2 separate regions of the Homo sapiens genome follow, and region 2 is linked to region 1. Evidence: chromatin contacts called from ENCODE Hi-C or POLR2A ChIA-PET data. All regions are on one chromosome and are shown on one strand. Each heading gives the region's core, a stretch centred on a gene start or an enhancer-like site at or near the end of the contact. The rest is flanking DNA. Distances are from core to core; before and after follow the strand shown. Region 1 has its middle 110 kb from the start of GNL3L. Region 2 overlaps IQSEC2 (IQ motif and Sec7 domain ArfGEF 2).

The links. A loop is a pair of places that touch in the nucleus more often than their neighbours do. ChIA-PET counts read pairs that join two places held with the same protein, here RNA polymerase II (POLR2A). Pooled maps may share reads with other maps.
Region 2: a pooled map shows a loop between it and region 1 (3-fold over the local background). The contact joins two enhancer-like sites. A Hi-C loop is called at or near these places in 2 of 50 pooled maps. POLR2A ChIA-PET finds 5 or more read pairs at or near these places in 2 of 52 experiments (A673 and activated CD4-positive, alpha-beta T cell).

Annotation. Positions count from the first base shown.
Region 1 is chrX:54,637,479-54,643,876 of GRCh38, forward strand. It overlaps a transcript of GNL3L not described here. Among named protein-coding and RNA genes, the nearest start is that of GNL3L, 110 kb to the left of the region's middle. RefSeq lists enhancers at 1,705-2,230, 1,797-1,926, 2,217-2,466. Within about 2 kb of position 2,318, at least 40 of the 41 ENCODE cell types and tissues checked have a DNase peak (open chromatin) inside an H3K27ac peak, as active enhancers do.
Region 2 is chrX:53,309,459-53,315,856 of GRCh38, forward strand. All of the region lies in intron 1 of IQSEC2 (IQ motif and Sec7 domain ArfGEF 2), which reads right to left. Among named protein-coding and RNA genes, the nearest start is that of IQSEC2, 8.7 kb to the right of the region's middle. Within about 2 kb of position 4,038, at least 4 of the 41 ENCODE cell types and tissues checked have a DNase peak (open chromatin) inside an H3K27ac peak, as active enhancers do.

The DNA of each region.
Region 1 (6,398 bases), core at 1,068-3,567:
ACACACACACACATATATATCTCACTATCTACTTTTGAATGAATGTTATGCCAGTAGTTCCCAATACTGGTCTGTCATCTTGTGCAAGGGCCTGATATAGTTTTTGCCAATCTGCAGTAAAATGAAGATAAAAAGGACACTGTAGTGTATATTTGATTTAAAGGCCTCTGCTTTATCTTATTTACTTGCTAATTTGTGCAAAACTGCAAAAGATATGTATAAATCAGGGAAATGTAAATACTTGGATATTTTATAATATTAGGAAATTATTCTTAAATTTTTAGATATTCTGTGGTATTATGGTTATTATTATAAAAGAGTTCTTATATTTTAAACACATGAACTCAAATATTTATGGAGAAAATGGCGTCTAGCATTTGCTTCAAAGTAATCTGGGATACGATGTGTGTTGGGGTTTGAGATGTAAGATGCTTGGCCAGGAGGTGATAATTGAGAAGCTGGGTGAGAGGTACTTGGGGGTTCATTTACTCTTCTTTCTACTTTTGCATATGTTAAAAATTTTCATATTAAAGATAAATTAAAAAGTTCGTTCCTTTAATGGGGGATTATGTGTAATTGTCTTTTCTTAAAATGATGGTGATAGAAGGCAGTAGTTTGTTTTTAGTGTCCTTCTTCCGCAATATTTTATCCATCCTTTGCAATTTTTTGAAATATTGTTTGGGCTGTGAAGTCCTAAACTCTTGGGACTGTGAACTTGTGGGACTGGATCTGATCACATGAGGCCACAAACATTTACTGACAAGATCCTGGGTGCCAGACCCTGTTCTGGACTAAAAATATACAGCGAATTAGACACAGTCCACATTCCTGAGAATTGCTGTAGAAAATGAGGTAAGAAATGTAAAATCCTTCACACAGTGCCTGATACAGTGTAAGTGCTCAATAAACATTAAGTATCATCATCACCACCCTCACTACTATCATCATCACCTTCGATATCTTTCCATGTCAGTTTATATATAGCTCATTAAATTAATTAATTAATTAATTGAGATAGTCTGGCTCTGTTGCCCAGGCTGGAGTGCAGTGGCGCAATCTCCGGCCCACTGCAACCTCCGCCTCCCGGGTTCAAGCGTTTCTCCTGCTTCAGCCTTCTGAGTAGCTGGGATTACAGGCGCCTGGCTAATTTTTGTATTTTTAGTAGAGACGGGGTTTCACCATGCTGGTCTCGAACTTCTGACCTCAGGTGATCCACCCACCTCGGCCTCTCAAAGTATTGGCATTACAGCCGTCAGCCACCATGCCCGGCCTATATATAGCCCATTTTAAACTGATAAGTTTATCAACCATCTCCTGCCCCCACTGATACTTTCAATTTTTCGTTATTGCCAACAAATCAGCACGGCTTACACTTGTTCATAAGGCTCCTTGCAGTTTTTTGTCCTCTAGATCTAAGGTTCTTAAAGTGTGGTCTTGAACCAGTTTGCCCCAGCATTACCCTGGAAGTTGTTAGAAACACAAGTTCCTAATCTCTGATAGTAGATGGGCCACAACAATCTGTGTTTTAACAAAGCCCTGTAGGTGATCCGCATACACTTCTCTAGGAGTCTTGGATGTATATATATGGAAATGGGATTGCTGAGCCAATAGGATATATACCTTTAAAATAATGTTTTTTAAAATAAAATAGAGAGGGAGGGTCTCACTGTGTTGCCCATGCTGGTCTCAAACTCATGGACTCAAGTGATCCACCCACCTTGGCCTCCCAAAGTGCTGGGATTACAGGCGTTACATTAAAAAAAATTTAATAGTCAAAGAGCTCTCCAAATCAGGCACGAACTTTTACTTATATATTAAGGTCTTACTTTGAATAGGGTTACTAAGCCTGCTGAAATAACCCCTTTTCTTCCGGTACCCACTTTCATCCGACGTGCCCCGCCCGCCCGACTCGATTGCATCAGCCTCCTGTCAGCCCCGCCCCAGTGTACTTGCACTCGCAAGCGCAGCTGGGTTATCTTGGGACTAGACGCTCACGGGGCGGGGCTTCGATTCTCACTCTTGGAGCGGGGAGGCCAAAAGAGTCGGAAAGGGGCGTTATCTCTTTCGGAAGTGAGTGGGACAATGGCGAGCAAGCGGTCGTGAGCCTTGAGCTTTGCAGCTTTTCTTGGCTCCCATTTCCTCCTAAAGCCACGAGTTTACCAGCGTCTCTTACAAGTAGTGTGTCGCCACTTTAAAAAAAACATCAGGAAAGGAAAAGGGAGAACCCCGGAGCCCGAAGCTACGCCCGCCTGCGGCAGGGGTGCGCCAATTGTCCAGTGGTGAGGGCGCATGCGAACCATTGACAATGACGTAATCTTGCAGCTCACAGCCGGAGTGAGGCTTTCGGGGAGGGAGGAGCTCCGGTGAGAGTAACAGGGTCGGATTTGTCTGGGCCAGGCCCAGGCTGAGACGCCTACTAGGGGATGGAGGGCCCCAGAAGGAGGGAGAGGGAGGAGTCTTGGACTCTCTCGGAGAACGAGGCTGGGGCTGGCCACCGAGAGTGGAAGCCGCTGTCCAGAGGTTAGAGCCACCCAAGAGCTGGTAGTCGAGTGGCCGCCAGGGGGTGACCGTGCCTGCGTACGTCCACAAGTGGGCCCATAAAGACTGGCCCATATATTTTTGAAACTGTTTATTTTTGTATCTGTTTCCTCTTCTGCCCTGACATCCCAGAGAAAGAGTTGTGGGTGATTGACCTTTGAATCACCAGCACCTCGGGGAGGGCCTGGTACAAAGAAGACACATTTTTAAGGCGGTTGATTGACGGAAGGAAAAGACTGAAAAAACGAAAACAACAAGCCAAAAACCCCAAACCCAGAGATACCCATACATGACATAAAGTTAAGGCCTTTTTAAAAAGTAATAATAGAGGAGAAATTTTAAATGTCCATCAGCAGAGCTTGAGGCCATGCAGTTTTTAGGTTGTTGCAGTCAGAGTGTACACACAACCCTGCATCCTTAGTTATGGCATAATAATTTTTCTCTGTTGCTATAGAATCTCCACAGCCGTCATCTCTCAGCAATGGTTGTAGAATGTTCCATTAGACAGCTGTGCCACAATTCACTTAACCCTTCTCTTGTTGGATATTAAAACTACTTTCTAGTGTTTGACCACCAAAATATATCTCTGCAAGGAATAATTTTGTGCTTAGAGCTTTTCCTGTAGGAGTAGGGGTGGGTGGATATCGATTTAGGAGCAGAATTACCAGGAAAATGTCATAAACATGTTTTAGGCTCTTGTCGACCCGCTTTCCTGAAAGGGATCATACCCGTTGACATCAGAAGCCAAGTCCGAAATCAAACCTGGTGGACTCCGGGTCTTGTCTGTCTCCAGGCTGGTTTTAATTTCCGTATCCTGCAGCAATGCAGAAGTTTATTATTAGTTCTGACCTTTGGGGCAAGGCAAACACACACCAAAGGTTCGGGGACAACTTTAGCAACTGCAACAGCTGACATTGTGAGCGGGTGCAGCTCAGGTTTCAAGCTTGAGCAACTGGGTTGGATGAACTTGCCTCACTGAGACAGGGAATCTGAGAAGAGGAACAGGTTTGGGAGGGAGCAGATGAGATCAGTTTTAAATACATTTAGTTCGAGGTGCCTTTGGGACATCTAAAGGGAGGTATCCAGGAGACAGGCATACATACGGATAAACAACAGTTTTTGCCCTTCTCTGAACTCCCAGAGCTCCCTATCTGTGGATTTCTCATGGCTCAGTTTGCCTTTTACCTTTTACTATCCTCAGAGCTCCTTGAGGCCAGGATAAGGGCCTCATTCATTTGTGTATCCTTCCTCCCAGTGCCCAGTACAGTGCTTTATACCTAGAAGGCCATAAAAGTCTGTCCTGTATAATGAAATTTCATTGATTTCTTAATTGGATGATTCCTGCAGTAGGGGTCCTGATCTGGGTGAAAAAGTTTGGGAACCTTAAGAGTTCTGGGAAGGCTTCCTGTAAGAGGTGGCATAATGTTACCGTGAATAATTATGACTATTTGTTGAACACCTGCCATGTTCCAGTCACTCTGCTGCACACATGCATCAGAGATGCCACCACTATCTTTGATGGCCACTGGCCATCTTTACATCCCCTTCTGGGAGCACTGGCTCTACTTACAGCTCCTACCAAATGATCAAGCAAGGACTAACTATGTATTACATCCACCCTTCCTTTAGGATACAGCACCTGATCCAAGGCCAGCCCACAACCTGTGAGTTGTATGGCCCAGCTTTAGAAGATGAGGTGGGCCAATCAGATTGCTCTCTTGGGAATGTGAAATAAGAGATCCAGAGGAGAGTTGCCAGTTAGTTGTGGGGAGCTGAGCTGACAGGTCCAGTAGACCAGGATGCTGGGTAGGTGGGTGCAGCATTATGAATCAGGTCAAGTGCCTGTTAAAATCCTGGGGGAGCAGTTCAAGGTGGTTGGCTGAATGAGGAAGCTGGGGCAGATGTACAGAGAGAAGCAGACATGTAGTGCAGATGAATTACATTAATGGTAAAGCTCCAGAGCAGAGGGTCCATGCCTCATCCAGAAATTTCCTGCAGCTCCAGGCTTAATAAGCTTTATCTGTACTTCACTTCCTGCCCTTGGATTTCTGATTCGTGATCTAGCTTCACTGGGTTTCTGTTCCTTGCATCCAAAAGAGTCTTAACAAAAACAGCCTTTTAAATAGGTTTAATTTAATTTGCACTTCGGCCCTCTGAGGTGAGTGTACTTTTCCTCATTTTACAAGTGAAGAAACTGAGGCTTAGTGAGATTAACTTGACTAAGGTGACACAGCCAGTGATGGAGCTGGTCTGTCAGATTCTCTTAATCTTTTTTTTAAAAGCATTAATATGTTATTTTTATTTTTAAAAATGACCACAAGCTTGTCATATAAAAACAAAAGCAATCAATACAGACATAATCTGATCTGAACATCAATCAGCTCCTTCGACTCTTCCTTTCATTTATTTCCTTTCAATGTAAAGGAATGTAGCTCCAGCTACATTGGCCTCTGTTTCCAGAACACGCCAAGGTTGTTCTCACCTTTGGTCCTTTATACTGAGTGTTCCTTCTCTTTATTTAAAAAAAAATTTTTTTTCCTTCGCCAGCTTTAAACAGAGAGTCCCTTCTCTTTGTAATGCTTTTCCCCTTGCTTTTCCAGTGGCTGGCTCCTTCTTGTCATTGTCTTCACTCAATTGTCACTTCTTCAGAGAGGACTTTGCCAAACCACGCAGTATGAAATAGCCCACACAACTCTTGGCCCCACTGCTTTCTGTCATATAAACTCCTTTTTATTCCCTGCATAGCCCTTGTCACTGTTTGAAATTGCGTTGCTCATTTATGTAATTGTTTATTGTCTGCCTCCTCTTCAGAAATGAGAACAGAAGCCTTATCTGTATCCTGAGGATCTAAAACTGCTGGTATGTAAGTTCAATCAATATTTGTAGAATAAATGAATGTATAAACTAAAAACAAAGTTCTCATCCAATGCTTTTCTCTCCTAATACCAATCTCCAGAGACAGTAACTGTTAACAGTTTTGTCTACATCTTCCCATTTTCCATGCATATACAAACAAGCATGTATCTTTCTGCATAAAGATAAATATGAATATATGCTTTTGTTTACACCAATGAAAGTTCTATAATTGCCTTTTTCATATAACACTTAACATCTTCCTGTACCAATACATATACATCTACCTTATTAAAAACAAGACAAAACAAATTCATATTATTACAATGTATGGAGTTACCAGAATTTATTTAATTGGATGTCTTTTAGTGGTTATTTTTTTCTAATTTTTTGTTTTTATGTGTTGTAATATTGAAATAAATATTCTTATTATATATGTATTTGCACAAATGTCTCCCACACCCATTTGTTGTCTTTTGTCTTTGCTTGTGGTATATGCAAAGATAAACTTTGTTTAAACTTATATGGTTAGGTTTACCAATCATTCCCTTTATGGTTTTTGGGTTTTGTTTTCTTTTTAAATAATTTAATTTAATTTTAATTTTTATGGGTACACAATTTAATTTTTATGGGTTGTACATGCCTATGGGTTACATGTGATATTTTTATACCTGTTTATGATGTGTAATGATCCAGTCAGGGTAATTGGGATAACCATCACCTCAAACATTTATCATTTCTTTGTGTTGGGAATATTCCAAATCTACTCTTTTAGTTATTTTGAAATATACAATAAATTATTGTTAACTATAGTCACCCTATGGTGCTACCAAACACTAGATCTTATTCCTACCATCTAACTGTATTTTTGTACCCATTAACCAACCCCTCCTTATCCCCACCTCTCCACTACCCTTGCCAGCCTCTGGTAATCATCCTACTACTCTCTACCTCCACAAGATCAGTGTTTTCTTAACTCCCACGTATGAGTGAGAACATGTGATATT
Region 2 (6,398 bases), core at 2,788-5,287, 1.3 Mb before region 1:
AATATGAAATGGGCAGGCTGATGATTCTGGGTGACATGAGGTCCTGTTCTCCAATATCTATGCTTCTTTTGAGAACAGGAGGTAAGAGAGGCGGGTGACGGGTTGGCCCCTCCTAACTAACCCCTTGGTTCCTCACAGCCATCCACACAGATACTGTCTTGGCTGCCCCAGCCTGCTCCACCTCTGGTCCTCTTCAAATCCCACCATCGCCAGTCCAGCCTCTTCAGCCTTACTTTCATTCAACTATTTACACCCATTAGTTATTTATACCTGCTTGAGTCACAAAGGATTTGAGGGTGCTTACTCCAAGAACACAGAATAGAAATTGAACTCGAAAATAAGTCCAAAAAAGAAATCAACAAAGATGCTAGAGCTATGCTTCAAATTAACTGGTGGCTGAGGCAAAAAGGAAGATACAATGAGCTATGACAGCCTCACATTAGGAAGGAAGAAATATACCAGTTTTCAGGGGAAGCAAAGCTTTGATTCGTTAAGTCATTGTCCATGGGAGATTTCATGAAAGAGAAGAAAAATGACTATTTACGGAGCACCTACAGTATCAGGGAATGCCATCGAAATTATCTATTTACGGAGCACCTACAGTATCAGGGAATGCCATCGAAATTACCTTGGCTAACCTTGAGAAATATGCCAGGCATGGTGGCTCACGCTTATAATCCCTGCACTTTAGGGGGCCGAAGTGGGAGGATTGCTTGAGCCTAAGAGTTCAAGACCAGCCCAGGCAACAGAGGGAGACTCTGTCTCTACAAAAAAAATTAGCCGGTCATGGTAGTGCATGTCTGTGGTCCAAGCAACTTGGGAGGCTGAGGTAGGAGGATCACTTGAACCCAGGATGTCGAGGCTGCAGTGAGCTGTGATCGCACCACTGTTCTCCAGCCTGGCTGATAGAAAGAGACCCTGTCTCAAAACAAGCAAGCAAGCAAACAAACAAACAAAAAACTTGAGAAATAGGCATAATAGGCATTGTTATCCCATTTTACAGAAAAACTAAAATTCAGAAAAGGTAAAATGACCTAGCTGAGGCCATCCTGCGGGTTGGGGTGGAACATAGATTCAAATCCAGGTCTGTCTGTCTCCAAAGCTCGTTCTTTATGTATCATATCATCGAGCCTCAAAACAAAGACACCCGGGGTAGAGCTGCCCAGCCCAAGGTAATGGGGATATACTAAAGACAGACACAGGTCCACCCTCTTCCATGAAAACAGAAAAACAGGGATGAGAGACCTGGCTGTCAGGCCAGAAACTGCCTCTGAGCTGCCTCAGTTACAGTAAATGAAGCCACGTAAGACAAAAAACAGCAGAAAGAAGGCTGGGCCTGAGCTAGGGGGAGAAAGAGAACAGCACATTTAAGAAAAGATGCACTGGGCGCAGTGGCTCACACCTGTAATCCCAACATTTTGGGAGGCCGAGGTGGGCGGATCACCTGAGGTCGGGAGTTCGAGACTAGCCTGACCAACATGGAGAAACCCTGTCTCTACTAAAAATACAAAATTAGCTGGGTGTGGTGGTGCATGCCTGTAATCCCAGCTACTCGGGAGGCTGAGGCAGGAGAATCCCTTGAACCCAGGAGGCGGAGGTTGCAGTGAGCCGAGATCGCGCCATTGCACTCCAGCCTGGGTGACAGAACGAGAGACTCCATCTCAAAAAAAAAAAAAAGAAAAGAAAAGAAAAGATGCTCTGAATGCTGGCATTCATACTAGGGTGACTCTTCTAATCAGCGTTCTCTTTTCTGCTCACACCCTGACTGGCCTTATACAAGTCCTTTCTCTCTCTGGGCCTCAGTCTTTTCATCTGTAAAATGAATAGCTTCAGTTGGATGATTTGTCAGAGTCCTTCCAACTTGTGATTTCTTGATTTCTATGCTGGTATTATTAAAACCCTACTGGTCATGAACGCTGCCACTCCTCTGAGCTTCCAGAGCAGGCTGCGCTCCCCTCCATCATCATCTTTCTCCCCACATAGGTTATCTCTACTCCCACTGCCCAAGCACAGGCCTGATCATCTCTCATCTAGACTGCTGTACCAGCCTCCTCCCTGGATACCCTCCAATCTATCTTCCAAACTGCCCTCTAGGGGGATCTCTCCAAAACGTGGCTCTTGACATGTTCTCCCACACCACAATAAGCACCTCTCCCCCAGTTTAAAATGCTACTTGGCCAGGCATGGTGGCTCATGCCTGTAATCCTAGTACTTTGGGAGGCCAGGGCAGGTGGCTCACCTGAGGTCAGGAGTTTGAGACCAGCCTGGCCAATATGGCAAAACCCTGTCTCTACTAAAAATACAAAAATTAGCCAGGCATAGTGGCACACGCCTGTAATCCCAGCTACTCGGGAGGCTGAGGCAGGAGAATTGCTTGAACCTGGGGCGGGGAAGAGGCTGCAGTGAGCTGAGATCACGCCACTTCACTCCAGCCTGGGCGAAAGAGCAAAACTCCGTCTCAAAAAAATAAAAACAAAAACAACACAAAAACAAAACAGCAGAAAGCTCCTGACGCTGCTAGTGAAGTGTCCTCAAGATGTGAGCCGGCCAACCCTCCAGACTCCCCTGCGAGTCTCTCTGTTTGTGCTCTAGTTTGTACTGAACTCATAAAAAAACAAAACAAACAAACAAAAAACCTCCCCATACACATATCCTGCTGGGCCCATACCTCTGTGTGTTTGCTCATGCTGGCCCCTCTGCCTTAACCTCCCTTTTGCCCCCAATTCCCACCAACCCACATGCTGTCCTTCTTCACCTAGCTAACTCAAACTCATCCTCCAAGCCTCAGCTCAGGTATCACCTCCTCCAGTAAGCCTTCCCTGACAGTCCAGGGTGATGTCTCTCCTTTGAGCACCTGTGGCCCCCTGTGCTCCCCTCTGGCATGACACACTGGATAGCACACTGCAATCGTCTATTTCCACCACCACCTTCTCCACCCAATTATGAGCACCTTGAAGCCAGGAACTATATACTAATCATAGAATTCTCTGCCTGTGATGGCACAAGGCATGGCACATCCTGGCATGCAATGTTCACTGGACTGACCTCTCTCTCTGAAATGTGGTGAGCTGCCACATGGTTTCTCCTCCTGTCCTCCCACAGCACAGAGCTTTACAGAGTTATTATTAATAATAATGGCTATCGCTGAGTAAACACATACTGTGTGCTCAGCGCTTCACCTACGTCATCTTATTTAATTTTCACAACCATCACAATGAGATGGGTTGTTTATGAATTGGCTGGCATATCAGATATACAGTTGTGAGAGATGCCTCTCAGATTTATAAGAAAATGTGGGGGAAGAGCCAAGTTAGGTACTTTTCATCACAGATATAATGACAATAATTCTAAAGTGGTTATATGAAGGAAAATATTGGTTTTATTCAGGTGAATGCAGTATGCTGTATCCTGGAATCCAGCAGGAAATCACAGGGCCTGGATATGCAGTCCTATCACTCCTTTAAAAAGGTATAAAAATCACATCGCTCCAACGAAATGCACTAGTGAAACATTAGTGAAATGGTACCTATTAGGTGATGATAGTGATACATTTACATCTAAAATGTTGGAGGAATAATCCTGATCAGCCGTGTAGCTCTGGCTTGTCATCTTTGTTTTGAAAGGGATGCGATGCATCGGTCTTTGCATTGTTGTGTGTTTGCCACATTCCGCCTCTAGGGGGCAGGGCAGTCTCATGTATTATTTTCCATTCTCAGCTTTCCAGCCTGATCAGGACCTTGATGTACGGTATGCCAGGCAGCCAGGAAATTTTCTGATACAATTTTTTTGAGGGAGGTAGGGGGCTGGCAACATGAATCTCATGCATCAGAAAATACAGTTTTATTCCTATTTACTACTTGAGAAAACTGAGGCTCTGAAAGTGAAGTGATTTGCCTAGAGTTACACAAAGTCCTTCCATGGCACCACACTTTCTCTGAATGCTAAGGTCCCAGAGAGCTTCAGCTACTAAGCACTGGGGAATGGGCTTCCCCGTGTAAATGCTTCCAACAGGCAGGCTTGGAGAGAAACCAAATACCATGAGGAAGTTATAGTAACTGGCAAATTATGTTGCCCTAAACGAGCTTCCCCAAAAGAGGAAGTAAGTCACTTACTAAGCATTCTTCCCCATGACCAATGTTTATGATCCTGCCAGGGAACACTGCAGTGAGTGAGGCAGAGGGGCCAAGTCTTATGTCAACCCTGAGATACCATGTCCAGCTCAGGGTCTGAGCTCAAGAAAGGTTTGATGGATAAATAAGCAACTTCCCACTGGGCTGAGTGAACTGCACACAGGTCCTGTGCAGGCCTCTTTGCTCCTTTCAGAACAGAAGACTTGGCATCGAGGGTCAGGACCACAGCCTGACATGGCAGGGAGAGATAATGATCAGCAGATTGGTCTAAATGTCTCCAAAGTCTCGTCCAAGTCTGCTACCTTGACATTCTATGAATCGGAAGGCTGGTGAGCGTGAGAAGAGACAGCAAAGGCCAAAATGGCTCCAGGGAGCATGAGAAAAAAGCCACAGAAAAGCCAAAAGAATTTATTTTTCCTTAGGGATGGGATCTCAATTTGTTGCCCAGGCTGGAGTGCAGTGGCACAATCATAGTTCACTGTAACCTCAACCTCCCTGGCACAAGTGATCCTCCCGCCTTGACCTCCCAAAGTGCTGGGAGCTACTGTGCCTACCCCAAGAGAATTCTGAAGTTGTCATTTCTTACTACAGGAGTCCTGGAAGGAAGAAAAAATTAGGTACCTTTGGCTATTAGTTCAGCAGGACTCAATCAGACATTCATTTATCTACTCAGTATTTATTAAGCAGCTACTATGTGCTGTGCTATGTGTTTCCAAGCTTTTAGCTCCTTCACTCATGCCCACAGCACCTAACACAGAACCTGACACACAAAATGCACTCAGTATATGTCAGTTAAATGTAAATCTGAAGGGGGTCTCAGTCTAACAGAGGGGACATGAGATGTAAACAACCATGAAGGAATAAAAAGGGGCAATGTGCTCATTGAGAGGGTCAAGGATAGACCAAACATCAGAGACACCAGCAAACAGACATAGGAGAGGTAACAGCTGAGTCCAGCCTGGGAACTGGGTACAGCAGCCCAAGAGAAGGGAACAACATGAGCAAAGACCTAGAGGCTAGCAGAAGGCCTGAGTGGGCTAACCAGGGGGGCACACGGGTCAGCCTGGCTGGAGCATAGTCTGTACAAAGACGAGAGGAAAAAGGCAAACTGGGGACAGATCCTAAGAAGACCATGCAGGGCAGGCGGAGGAGTTCTCAGGCCAAAGAGAGAGTGAAACTACTGGAGCTGGACTGCAGAACATGGTCTGGCTGCACCTCATCAGAGGCTTGATGGAGAGAGAGCAGGAGGGGCAATCTACTAGGAGACCATGGCCAAAATTCAGGGGGTGATGGTGAGAGGGAGCCTGCCTAGAGCAGGGGTCCTGGGAGCTCTGTTGGAGGAAGCTAGAGCCACATACCTGGAGTAGCTCTGATGTCTTTAAAGCCCACCTGCGGGAGGCAGCGGTGTACCATAGGTTTGGAAGCCAGACAGTTCTGGGCTCCATCTGCCTGAATAACCTCGGGCAGGTCACTGTACCTCTCTGATCCTTGTTTCCTTGTCTGAAAAAATGAAGATAATAGGCTGGGCGCAGTGGCTCATGCCTGTAATCCCAGCACTTTGGGAGGCAGAGGTGGGCGGATCACCTGAGGTCAGGAGTTCGAGACCAGCCTGACCAACATGGTGAAACCCCGTCTCTACTAAAAATACAAAAATTAGTCGGGGGTGGTGGCACGTGTTTGTAATCCCAGCTACTCGGGAAGCTGAGGCATGAGAATTGCTTGAGCCCAGGAGGTGGAGGTTGCAGTGAGTCAAGAGTGTGCCATTGCACTTCAGTCTGGGCAACAAGAGTGAAACTCATAAAACAAACAAACAAACGAACACACCCATCTGACAGGGGCTCTGTGCAAATGAGGTAAGAAGTAGTGCTCCAGGGTGGGTTAGAACACTGCGGACCCTGAAGCCCAACTCCCTGGGCTCCTCCAGCTCCTTCACAGTTCTGCCACTTATTCATTGAGTGATCCTGGGTATGCTATCCAACCTTTCTGGGCCTCAGTTTCCTCATCTGTAAAATGGAGTTAATAACAATATCTACACGAGAGGATTCATGTGGAGATTGAATGAATTAATACATGGAAAGCGCTTAGAACAAATAGTGCTTAGCACACAGTAAGAGCAGTGAAAAAATGTTAGCTATTATTACATAAAGTCACATAGCGTGGGGCCTGGCAGAAGGCTGAGACTCACTCGGTACACGTGTGGCCTCTTCCCCATGCTCCAGGCCTTTACTCTGCGCCCAGCAAATTCAGAGACCTTGGTAGGCAGGGGTG